Regions from separate parts of the Homo sapiens genome. Here all the other regions are linked to region 3. Evidence: chromatin contacts called from ENCODE Hi-C data. All regions are on one chromosome and are shown on one strand. The core of a region is the stretch at or near the end of the contact, and the rest is flanking DNA. Distances in the headings are between cores, read along the strand shown. Region 1 holds the start of EPB41L2 (erythrocyte membrane protein band 4.1 like 2). Region 2 overlaps LAMA2 (laminin subunit alpha 2). Region 3 has its middle 37 kb from the start of SAMD3.

Region 1 (4,054 bases), core at 475-2,974, 800 kb before region 3:
CTCTTTAGGCTAAATCTTGCTGGTTCCCACATTTTCAAGGTCACCCATTTATGGTTATAATTTAGCTTATCAATATTTTCTTTTGGAGGGAAAAATTTCTTCTTAAGAGGTGGCATATAGGAGTGATTCATGTACTTCAACGCAGAGTATAGTAAGCATATCCTTTCTTATGAGAAGGGCATTATATTTTATTAACTATGCCTATATTTATGTTATTTTGCACTAGCATTTTAAAGGGGGCTCCATCAGGGTGGTTCAATGTTTTATGGGCCCAAAAGCTTATATGACTTTAGGGACTCTTTAAAAAACACAAAATGAAATACAAAATTATAAAGTTAGTTTCAAGGCTTGTGAAAATGAGAGATCCCGAAGTTTGTTTCATTAGTTTCGTTGTAAATCTGCTGCATATTTCTTATTATGAGAAAATAATAGTATTTTCTCATTAAATTCCCAGGTCTCCTTTACCAGAATTGCTGTCTAATCAGATTTCTGCTCTGTTTTAGCACACCTTATAAAATTTAACTTGTATACTTAGCATATGGGATTGTGATTAAATTAATACATGTAAGGGACTTAGAACAATGCCTAGCACATAAAGCACACAATCAACCTTAACTATTATTATTTGTATTATTTACTAGAAGGACCTTGGCAAATAATTTATCTTCCCAAATCTTTTTGATGTAATGGAGCTCAAACGTGCCTGCCTTTTTCATAGGGTGATTGTGAGGATCAAATGATGATAAAATATGTGAATGTATTTTGTTAACTGGAAGGTATTGTTACTGAGGTTTCATTTGACATTGTTAATTTTGGAAAAGGTTCTGTTTAGGAAAGAAAGGGAGACGACTTTGGCTGTGGTGGAATCACTAAAGACCTCAATAAAAGTGGGAGGAGTAAAAGGGATAAGAGGTGCGTGTGAGGCAGATGCTGGAGGCAGTGAGCTGGACACGTTGTTTGACACCAGCTTGACGTGCAAACCTTCAAAAGATGAAATATATTGAATCTGAAACATATTGACCTCATTGTACAAAAGAAAAGAACCAGAAGGGTAGCGTGTGTGTGCTTGTGGCTTTCCACAATTTAGCCCCAAACTAGGTTTTTTCCAGACTCTTCTTCACCCGTGGTCATGCTCTGCAATCCAGATTCCCAGGCCTCTGCCCAGAGAAATCCTACTTACTCTGGGGAGGCCTTTCCTCCACGGGGTTTCCCCAACCCCTCCTGTCCCTCCCACAGGAAGAATAAATGGTTCCTTTTCAATGCCCTTCCTGTGAAAGCACTTTTTCCACTCTAGACTGAGGGAGACCCAGTTTTCCTTATTCTGCATCTCCAGGCTCTGCTCCAGTGTTTACCTCTAGGAAGGCGCTCAGTGAAGGTTTAGTCAGCAAATGCACTTTGAATAAATAACTTTTAAAAGTTGAGAGGACATTTAAGGCCGGGAATCGCAGTTGAGAACGCCTTGCCCAGGCGCATTAGCTGTCATCCGGGCTGCCCTGAGGGCGAAAGACGTCCTCCACCCCCGGGTCTCCGCGGCCGCGCTTGCCGAATCCCGCGGGAAAGGTCCCCCGCCCGCGCAGGGGCGGGGCCTGGGCGTCGGGGGCGGGACCGCCCGCGGGGGTTTCCGCGCCGGGGGCTCGTCCGGCGGGGTCGCGGGAGGGGCTTCCGCCGCGAGGGGGCGGGGCCGGCCCTCAGAGTCCTCTGACGGCCCCAGTCAGGGAATTTCAATTTGAAACCTAGCGGAGGGAGGAGGCAGGCGCGGCTGCCGGCGGCTGGGACTGAAGAGGGACGGGTCCCGCGGCGAGCGAGCTCCTGAGGTACGGCGTCGGGGTAAGGAGGCGTGCGGGGCTGCACGGGCCGGGCGACTGGTCAGTGTGGGGTTGCAGGGGCGGCTCAGATTTTTCCTCTGGCTGCAGCTGGGAAGCTGATTCCGGGCAGGAAGCGGTGGCGGGACGGTCCCACCGGGATGGGGGGCGGGGAGAGGGGGCCCGGCTTTGGGATTTTCTGCGGCTCCCTCTCTCCTTTCCTTCCCGGTCTCTGCCCGACCCGATTCTTGCCCGGGGGTCCGGGTCCTGTTGCTCCGGGCCGGATCCCGGCTTCGCTGCTCCCCGCGGTCCCCCTCTTCCCTCTTCCGGGGGACCGGGGCCGCGTCCCGGCGGAGCCAGGAAAGGCGGGGGCACGGGGAGGACGCCGTCCCCCCCGGGGTGCCGTGGGCTCAGGTCACGCGTCCGGGCCCCGTGGAGCAACAGCGGGAAAAATCCGGCTCCATCCCCCCCGCGGGGAGGGGGTCGGCCGCGGCGTCGCCCTTCAGGAGGAAGGTTTTAGGAGGGGAAGCGCGGGCCGGCCGCGCGCGTGGGGACTGCGGGAAGCCGGGCGAGGGCGGCGCGCCAGCCCCACGCGCGGTGCGGGTCGGGCCCGCTGTAGGCTCGCGTCCGCGCCCCCAGCTGCCGCCTGCGCCGTCTGGGAGCTGCGGAGAGGGACGCGTGTTTCGTGCTCCGATCCTTACAATTCCCACACCCAGGCCATCTCACCACAGATGGCTTGTTTTTTCTCCTCCTGCGCCTGGGGGCCGAGGGTTGGGAGCATTTTTAGGTGAGCAGCGGGGAAGGGCGAGGAGAACCTAAAGGAGCGCGACAGGGTTGAAGTCGGCGTCTGGGGACGCCATCCCCAGGCGCAGACGCTGCCCCCAGCAGCCTGAGGTCTGTGGTGGGACATCAGTTATGCTTCTCTAGATCGCTCACCTCCCCTGAGGTCAAGTTTTTTTTTTTATATATATGTATAAATAAAATGAGGTTTGGTGAGAAGAACTACTGCCTAGAGTCTATTATTTTGGGGAGGGGTCTGCGTATGGAGCCCTCCCTACGGACCCGGGTAGTCTTTCATTGAATTGCCCCATCAACACCACAGCTGCCCTTAATTTTAAGATCCCTGGGTGGATGGGAGAGAAGGTGGAATCTAGAGGAGCTGTGGCTATATTTTCGCTTTTCTGAATCACATCTTTCCCCAGTTTCTTGAACTTCTTGCCTCTGAAATGGCATGTGTGTGCCAGGCGTCTTGTTCCTCTTGTTACTGTTATTTAAGCTGTTTTAAAAAAACGACTTTCGCGGTTTTCCCCTCAGTTTTTCAGTCTTTATTTCCTCCCCCACCCTACGTTTTTATTGTTTTTTTCAACGGAATACATTATTTATCTGGTCTCTTTATAACGCTGTTGAGAATTAGCATTTCAGTTGGTGTTCTGTCAGATTTCACCTTGGACTTAGCAGTTGAGGGAAACTGAGTCAGTTTCTATGCTGCAGGGGCTAGGATTTAGAATTCTCAAGCTTTGAACAGGTTTCAGTGGGGGAACGAATAGTGCTTAATCCTATTCAGTTTCCCTTTGCAGGCTCATTGCTGTGAGAAATCACTGGGTGGCTGTTGCAGCCACTGATGGGGGCTGCATTGCAATGCAATCTTGAATTGTGATAAGGGCCAACTGGCTCCATCCGTTAGGCTGTGAGTTTGACACAACTTTTGAAGAGCTATGCTGTGTCACCTGTCAGAGCTCGAGTGGTCATTCTTTTAATTCAATTTAAGAACCACCATCAAACTTCAGATATCTATTCTTTGGAGGTTATTGGAGAACTGTACAAGTGGTAATGGCTTGGAACAATGGTGTGGATTTAGCGCTAATTTAATCCTATCCTGTCTTCCTCACTTCTTGGGCAGAATTCCCACTGAAGTCAGTAGTGGTCTTGTGTGCAGACAGACTGCCGAGAACAAGAGGCTGCTCATTTAGAGTAACGGGAAGGGACGGTTTCTTTCCTTTTAAAACATCCCTCTGTAAGAAAGACTTAGTCATAACAGTTCTTTAATCTTTAACCACTAGTCCAAGTAGTTGAGAGCACTTTTTGCAAAAACCTTCGAAAGAAAATTCGTGGATGAATTGAGCCACGTCCCTCGAACTCTTCATATATCTACGTTGCATGGTGATCCTTAAAAAAGATTAAAAGTGATTTTAAAAAATCAGTTAAAGCTATAATTTCAGTAAAATTTTTCCTAACTTTTGTAAAAAATGTAA
Region 2 (4,354 bases), core at 11-2,510, 770 kb after region 3:
TGAACTGTAAAGATGCTGATAAAATATTAAAAATAAACAAGTATAAGTCACATCTGATTCAATACAGTTGGAAATCAAATTCTTTCCTGCCACCCTTCACCCCTCTCAACCATAGCTTTTAAGGGAGCCAAAATTGGATGCTTAGGAATTCTACACTAAGCAAACGCTGTTCTCAGGATCTCGTTCCATGACTCCCTCGTTCACTCTTCCTGAAAGTTTACTGAAACCAGGTCATGGCGCACTGCAACATTAGCCTCTTGTAGAGCTGACAACAGCGCTGTGCAGCCCAACACATGAGCCTGTGAGAACTGAGGCTTCTGCAGTGTGCAGTAATGTCTAACCGTATAAGGGTTGGCAGGTTTAGCAAAGCATGGGGTCTTCCTTGGGTTGTGCTGGCTATTATCTTCTTGCTAGGGAACAAACCATGCTCCTGAGAGCTTAGATTGCAGGAATCAACAGCAAACACTTAAAGCACCTTTTATAAAGAATGTAGCTGATGGCTTTTGAATAGAAGAGGCAGGCAAGGACACCCTGCTAATTGTTCCTTGCAATGATTTTCCTTAGTGGCTGTTTCATTAATTTTCCTAATTTGCTTATGAGAGAGAACTCACACACTGCTAATTGAGAACCTCATGCTACTTATTTACAACAATCCTTGGATCCCTGGGCCAAGAATCAGAAGGAGACAAAGAGTTCTGATGAAAATGACCAAAGGCATTTTCTCTTTTGTTCCGGAAGCAAGTTTTGAGTTTCGGTCTTAACAGTCATCATGGTGCTATTAGTCATAAGCATTAGTCACTAGCCTGGGGATCATGAATGGATTACTGAAAACTTACTTCATATCTGGAGAGAAAACCGGAGTACTTGGATGGAAACCTCAGTCCTAAAGTACCCTCTTACTTGACTTTATAAAGAAGTAAAACCACATGTAGAACTGGAAAAAACAATAAGCCAGGGTAAAGATGCTCTGAATTGGCACTTTACAAGTAAGATAATTCAAAAGTAAGAGAAAGGGACAAAAAATGGATTTCGCTGTGGCTCAAAAACGTCACTGTTAAGGGGGTGAAGAAGGGACCGGTAAAATTTAGTTTCAAAGAGAAAATAGGGGGAAATGACATACTTTTGAGGTTTCTTTCTTTACCAAACTATGGAAAAATGTGTTGGCAAAACCCAGGAGGTTCAGCTTCCTTGCTAAGAGTGTCGGTGGTTTCCTGAGACGAGAATTTCAGAAAACCACTCACTTCCGGGTATGTGTGACTCACTGAGAAGCCCCTCCCCTACACTCTTTTTCCCCTTTAGCTGAAAGCAGCCTCTTCTTAGCAACATGATATCACAGGGCTTCTAAGGTTTTAATGAAGGATATAAGCCTCTGTTAAAGATTGTCCAAGGAGAGTAAATCTCTGTTCTTGATTAGAATTTTAAAAAGCTAGAGGCCTTCCTCTTTCTGGTGTAGCCTCTCTCTGTAGTGTGGTTCTGCCACAAGGACCATCATAGTGACCCTTATTTTTTTTAAACCAATTCACAGGGTGGTGATGGAGAATGAGTGTGGGCTTTCAGGAGGAACATACTGGAATTAAGTACTAGTGTGGAAGCTTACTAGCTGTGTGACCTTGGGCAAGTTATTTAATCATGCTCAGGTCCATTTCATTCATTTATAAGATGGAGATAAAAATACCTACTTCAAACAGCGGAAAATATTAATTAAGGGATTGCCCTGAGGCTGTATTACTTAAAAAGGGCATTGCTAGAAAACTACAGCTAAATCCTGCTCCTATTTTACCTTTTAGGAACATCAAATCTAGATCATTTCTTTAGTTTTTATTGAGAAGGACATTGCCAATATGTCCATTATGATTCTGGTGTGTTTTCCATTTTTAAAAAGTATTTATTTAACAGCTTTTTACTGAGGCCTGCTATGTGCAAAAAGGTACATTAAACTTTGTATTACTTTAGTATTGTAATAGGTCAGCTTTATTTTTTTTTTTTACAGTTTCAGTGGCTGATTCTTAGAGTTTCATAATTACTTGATTACTTATACCCTATTTCTTATTTGTTTGGAATGTGGGTTTAAGATTTTTTTTAAAACCATATCAGTTGGATTGCATACGTGGAAGAAGATATTAAGAGAAATGTGTCCTAATGTTTGTAATTTACATAATAAATAGAATCTAATCTTTTTTCTGTTTGAACATACTTTGGATGTTAAGAAAGAAAATATTTAGGGTTCAGTGTTAAAATCTTTATCTCATTCTGGAAACCCCAAATGACTCCTAAAATATCTCACCCTACTTCCTGACCTTTAGCCTATTTCTGTACCTGTGTGAAGAAAGCTTTCCCAGAAGAAAAACTCAGTTCAGTTGCTTGTCCTATTTGCTTAAGTAACTACTTCAGGCTCTTAGGGTTTGATGTTTTTGTCCAGTAAGAACTGCTGGCCACCAAGGCGGATGCCAGGAGAAGGATCAGAGGACAAAGCAGATATAGGAGGCAGAGGTCACTGGAGTGCCAAGAAATTAGATACCAAAGTGACTAAAGGGAGATTTTTCCAGATGAAGGGGTGGAAGGGAGAGAGAATGAGGGAGGAGGAGTAAAGAGAGGCAGAGGACAAGGGAGAAGGAGCTTCTTGAGAAGCTTGGCCCCCAGTTTGGTGAAAATCCAATTATTTTGTGAGGCGGTATTAAAGCTATCATTTTGTCCAGGATTTTAGGAAAAGAAATGATGACTGACATGCATAGTCTGAAAATCTGAAAAGTGTTGGGATAATGCAAATATCTCCAAATTAATAATCATACATCATAATCAACATTTAGTAATATAAACCTTTATGGTCACACAAAAATGTAAGAATAATCTATTGGCTGTGCATAGATGGAGGTATTTAAGTCAAATATATCATCTCATTTAATACCTGGTCCTGTTATTTGTAGTACATGATTTTGGGCAGGTTAGTTAATATTTTCTCATCTGTGATGAAAGGATGTTATTACAGATCTCACATACATTCAGAACAATGAAAACAAATCATCTTTGTCTAGTATGTGACACAAATCATGCCATAGAATAGGCATATAAAGCATTAAAAATTTTTTCTGGGTGAAGTTCTCATGGTCACTTGCGATCTCTGGTCAATCAGTTTAATGTGGCACTTGCTTATAGAGTAGATTGCATTTTAACCTTAGAGTGCCGAATGAGCCATTATGGTAGCAAATGTATTACTGTTTTGGCACAGAGTTCAGTGACTACACACTAATATGTCATATATTATCCTGTAATTAACAATGAATGGCAAAACTGTTCGTTTATATGGCCAATTAACTAAATGACTGGTTTCCAGTGATGTACTATATACTGAGCTTAATCAAATAAAGGTTGGATTGATGGTCAACAGCTGTGAAGTTGGCATAATAAAATGCCCTTCTTGAAGAAGCACCTGTTAAAAGGACATAGTGGCATAGTGGTACAATAGTGTAATGCATTTGGGAATTCCAGAATTCTTTCTCAACAAAATAACACATTTTGAGTGATTTCGGTAAACTAATTTCTCAAATCTGCAGTTACTTATTGAAATTCCTTAAAGTTTAAATGTTTTTGTTTTGTTTTGTTTTTTCCGAGTTGGAGTCTTGCTCTGTTGCCCAGGCTGGAGTGCAGTGGTGCGATCTCGGCTCACTGAAACCTCTGTCCCCCTGGTTTAAGCATTTCTCCTGCCTCAGCCTCCAGAGTAGCTGTGATTACAGGCGCCTACCACCATGTCTGGCTAATGTTTTTGCATTTTTAGTAGAGACGGGGTTTCACCATATTGGCCAGGCTGGTCTCGAACTCCTGACCTCATGATCCACCTGCCTTGGCCTCCCAAAGTGCTGGGATTACAGGTGTGAGCCACCACGCCCGGCTAAAGTTTAAATCTTTTAAAAAGTCCTTTCCGCAATGAAAAGGATTAAAGTTTGTCAAAGGGCCTAACATCTAATCTAGAAGACATGTGAAACCAGGATTCTAAAGCATTCTAAGATTCAAATGAGAGCATTCAGTTTGCATTTCTCCTCAGAGACCATGACTACAATATCTGGCTGTTAGATTAGTAAAAGTTCTCAGTTTGTCCAAATAAATGATCCCTCATTTGTCTCGATCATGGTTTCTAAACGTCTCAGTAGCCATTCTGCATGAACGCTTTGTATCAATTCATCCTACAGCCTAATCCTCTACCTAATAATAATAATAATAAAAACTGAGGAAAGCTTTGTTGTTTACTTAGAAGGTAAGAAATCTTTATTGCTTATCTAAATGTTTTCCCCAAGAGGATAATTAGTAAATGTAGGTCTTTCACTGCAGGATAGTATTGGCTTGGCTGAACTACTGCTAC
Region 3 (4,307 bases), core at 179-2,678:
TGATTTAGGATAGCTCTGAACTGAACTAGTGAGGTGTGCTCACAATGAGGTTTCCTCTAAAAGTTTTTTTTTTTCTTACTTTTTTTCTGTTAGCAAAGCAGTTGCCACTACAAATTGAATGCATTTGGGCCATCCACAGGTTACTGGGTCAAGGATTTTTGATAGGAAGGCCTCAGTGCTTTCGAGATATGCCCTTGTTTACACTGACAACAAAGTGGTATTGGAGTGTTATAGGCTTACGAAGAATACCTTCAATTATCAATTACAGGTTTTAAATTTACCTTGGCTTTTAAAGGAATAGGGTACACCATTTTTTTTTTCTTAACTACTTGTATATATCTCTCTTTGACTTTGTCTTTCTCTCTTTGACTTTCCTTTTGGCTCTGTCTCTTCCTCTCTTTCTCTGCCTCTCTCTTTCTCCTCTCTGTCTCTCTCTCTGTCTCTCTCTGCCTGGCTTATAATGCAGTTCTTTGAACCACTGTGGAGAGATCTAAAACCAGCTGTAACCAAGTGTCTATGTATGGGAACTGGTCTGGATGCCCGGGATTTACAGGTTACCTTGTGCCATACCTTTGAAACAAGGGACCTGTCCAGGCTTCCTTCTGATGGCCAACCCACCTCTAATGCTGGCTGGTCTATTTTACACAAAGTTTTAAGTTTTCCTGGTGTCATAGTACTACATAGTCTCCTTTAAATCCTTTTTGAAATTTTTCAACATAGTTCCTAGTAGGGTGAGCTTATTTGTGCCTGACCCATGCTTCTTCGAGACAAAACACCACGCTCACACCACACACACACCACAAAACAAAGAATGGGTAAAAAGGGCACACACACACTTTTGCAGTTTACACCAAATCAAAATCAAAACCAAAATCAGAGTATCCAGAAATCAAAACCAAAGTATCAAGCAATCCAAGTCAAGTCAAAAACAAAAACCAAAGTGCTGGTACAGGCACACCGTGGGTGATCAGGCCATGCTTCCACTCAAATGGAGTAGGCAAGTTCCCAAGACCGGTCCTGTCAAGCAATTCAAACCAAGTCAAAACCAAAACCAAAGTGCCGATAAAGGCACGCCGTGGGTGATCAGGCCACGCTTCCACTCAAATGGAGTAGGCAAGTTCCCAAGACCGGTCCTGTCAAGCAATTCAAACCAAGTCAAAACCAAAACCAAAACCAAAGTGCTGATAAAGGCACGCCGTGGGTGATCAGGCCACGCTTCCACTCAAATGGAGTAGGCAAGTTCCCAACACCGGTCCTGTCAAGCAATTCAAACCAAGTCAAAACCAAAACCAAAACCAAAGTGCCAATAAAGGCATGCTGTGGGTGATCAGGCCACACTTCCACTCAAATGGAGTGGGCAAGTTCCCAAGACCAGTCCTGTCAAGCAATTCAAACCGAGTCAAAACCAAAACCAAAACCAAACCAAAGTGCCGATAAAGGTACACCGTGGGTCATCAGACCACACTTCCACTCAAACAGAGTAGGCAAGTTCCAAAGACTAGTCTTACCAAGTTTCAGATGTCCAGACTCCAAGTACCAGTTCCTTCCCGGTGTTCAGCCACTGCGTTGATCCTCCACAGGGGGCTGCCACACACTGCTCTGGTGAGGCGTCTCACTGGGCAAATGCCTACCCGGGAGTGCTCTCAGGATCCGCATGGCTTGGGCTGGTTGGAGTCCCCTGCAGGGATGTTCCACAGGGCAGGCTTAAGTCACCTAAGGAGCTGCCTCGACCATTCGCCAATCACCTTGCTTCCCGGTCAGGGAACCAAGAAATGTAGCAGGGCCAGCTGCAGACAAAACTCCTCAGACACTGAGTTAAAGAAGGAAGGGGTTTATTCAGCCGGGAGCATTGGCAAGACTCCTGTCTCAAGAGCCAAGCTCCCCAAGTGAGCAATTCTTGTCCCTTTTAAGGGCTCACAACTCTATGGGGGTCCGTGAGAGAGGGTCGTGATCAACTGAGCAAGCAAGAGGTACGTGACAGGGGCTGCATGCACTGGTGGTCAGAGTGAAACAGAACAGACCAGGAAGTTTCACAATGTCTTTCTATACAATGTCTGGAATCTATAGATAACATCAGTTGCTAGGTCTGGGGTTGAATTTTAACCACCAGGCTTAGGTCAGGCAGGCCCAGGCCTGGTTTCAGGTCTGGTTCCTTGGTTTTGGGTCTGGTTCCTAGGCACCGGGCTACCTGCCTTTAGTTTCACTTCTCTTTCCTTTTCTGAGTATAAAACAATATGAGAGGGTCTGTCTCTATTCTCTCACTATATGTAGTCCATTGTTGAACAAAACATTATTATGCAGTATGTGACTGTATCTATGATATAGAAAGGACTCTAAGAACTCAATAGTTCAAAAGACTAATTAGAAAATGGCCAAAAAACTGAAGAATCCTTGTGATGATGTACTTATTCTTATCTTGACTGTGGTAGATACCTGAAACACGTGATAAAATTGCAGAGAACTAAATGCAGCACACAAATGAGCACAAGTAAAACAAAAAAAAATTGAACAATTTCAGTGGATTAAGTTAATGTCAATATCTTGTTTTTAGCATTGTACTAAAGTTTTGTGAGATGTTATCACTAGAGGAATCTGGGTAAAGGATAGGCAGGCTCTCTCTGTGTTACTTCCTATAACTTTGCACATGAGTGCACAGTTATCTCAAAATAAAAAGTTTTGTTAAAAAAAATACATTGAGTCCAGGTTTTGTGCTCCTCTGACCTGGCAGGCCTTTTCCTCTAAATCGGGTACTGAGACAATGGTAAAGGGCCTGTTTCTATTCACTGTATCTTTTGATCATTTATGTGTTTCTATGGTTTGAATGTTTGTCCCTTCCAAATCTCATGCTGAAATTTTATTCCCAATGTTGAAGATGGGGCCTAATGGGAGATGTTTGGATCATGGAGGCTGATCACTCATGAAAAATTAATATCCTCACTCAGGTGAGTGAGTTCTCACTGCATTCATTCCCAAGAGAACTGATTGTTAAAAAGAGCTCCACGCTCTTGCTTTCTCTCTCACCATGTGATCACTGCACACATCAGCTCCCCTTTGCCCTCTACAGTGAGTGGAAGGAGCCTCAGGCCCTCTCACCAGATGCAGATGCCCAATTTTGAACTTTCTAACCATCAGAATCATAAGCCAAATAAACCTTTTTTAAAAAATAAATTACTCAGCCTCAATATTCCTTTATAGCAGCATAAAACAGACTAAAACTTAAGGGTTTCTTTGCTCTGCTATTACTGGCTAAATAGAAAACCTTTGGGAAAGTAACCTAAGACTGAGATTTCTCCTTAATCCTCTCTCATCATGAACCTATAACCAACCTGTATGGGCTAGGCCAGCTCACCTCCTCTCTATTTCTCTTCTAACTTACTTCATATCTTTCCTTTGTTTCCACTGTAAAAGTCATAAAATGGTAGATCTCACTAATTGTTCCCACTTCCTCAGTTCCTGTTTACTCTTATTCAGTACTATTAATAATCTACTTGCTAAAATCACTAAAATCTCCCAAATTGCCCCAAATTTTAAAGAAATTTGAACTAAATGATAATCAAAAGGTAACATCAAATCTGTGGGATATAACCACAACAATCCCTAATTTAAAAAAATCTTCCCAAAATAAAATTCTAAAAGTATATTTATATAGAAATTCTAAAAAATGAAAGCTAATCTACAGTGAAAGAAAGTAGATGAGTGGTTGCTGGGTGATAAGGAGGTGAGAAGGTTCCAAATAGAAGGATTATGAAGGAGCATAAAGACTCTTTTGTGTGTGATAGTTAGGTTCATTATCTTGATTGTTGTGATAATTTCACAGGACTATTCATATGTCAAAACTTATCAAATTGTGCACTTTAAATATGTGTGTCCGATTTTACCTCAATAATGTTAATTTTAACTAGTTGATAAACCCAAAATAAGACTGGAAATACACAAAGAACAGAAGGGACAAATGGACAACAATTAGCAAATGGCAGATTTAAATCATCCCTATCAATAATTACATAAATGTAAATAGACTAGACACTTCAATTAAAAGACAGAGATTCTCAGGCTGGATAAAAAAGCAAGAGCTACCATGTGCTCTCTACAAGAAACCAACTTTAAATATTCAGGGAGAGATAGGTAGAATGTAAAAGGAGAGAAAACAATATGCCATTAAAACAATAAGAATACGAAAGCTGGCATGACTATATTTATATCAAACATAATAGATCAAAAGATACATACAAGAATGTTCAAAACAGCTTATTGATAATAGTCAAAACATGCCCATTTATAGTAGAATGTAAAAATAAATAGTTATA

What was found. A loop is a pair of places that touch in the nucleus more often than their neighbours do. Pooled maps may share reads with other maps.
Region 1: a loop to region 3 is called in a pooled map, with 16 times the contacts of the local background. The contact joins the promoter of EPB41L2 here to the enhancer-like site in region 3. A Hi-C loop is called at or near these places in 12 of 37 single-sample maps with no recorded cell type and 5 of 50 pooled maps.
Region 2: a pooled map shows a loop between it and region 3 (16-fold over the local background). The contact joins two enhancer-like sites. A Hi-C loop is called at or near these places in 6 of 37 single-sample maps with no recorded cell type and 4 of 50 pooled maps.

What each region holds. Positions count from the first base shown.
Region 1 is chr6:131,060,915-131,064,968 of GRCh38, reverse strand. It overlaps EPB41L2 (erythrocyte membrane protein band 4.1 like 2), which reads left to right and starts at 1,724. Exons shown (of 20, transcript NM_001431.4): 1 at 1,724-1,814. It overlaps LOC105378004 (a long non-coding RNA gene), which reads right to left and starts at 1,566. Exons shown (of 3, transcript XR_942993.3): 1 at 1,353-1,566. RefSeq lists silencers at 1,488-1,827, 2,168-2,267.
Region 2 is chr6:129,487,562-129,491,915 of GRCh38, reverse strand. It overlaps LAMA2 (laminin subunit alpha 2), which reads right to left. Exons shown (of 65, transcript NM_000426.4): 57 at 1-15. Among named protein-coding and RNA genes, the nearest start is that of ARHGAP18, 220 kb to the left of the region's middle. RefSeq lists an enhancer at 145-1,344. Within about 2 kb of position 1,260, at least 21 of the 41 ENCODE cell types and tissues checked have a DNase peak (open chromatin) inside an H3K27ac peak, as active enhancers do.
Region 3 is chr6:130,258,077-130,262,383 of GRCh38, reverse strand. It overlaps a transcript of SAMD3 not described here. Among named protein-coding and RNA genes, the nearest start is that of SAMD3, 37 kb to the right of the region's middle. RefSeq lists enhancers at 1,542-1,661, 1,882-2,021. Within about 2 kb of position 1,428, at least 5 of the 41 ENCODE cell types and tissues checked have a DNase peak (open chromatin) inside an H3K27ac peak, as active enhancers do.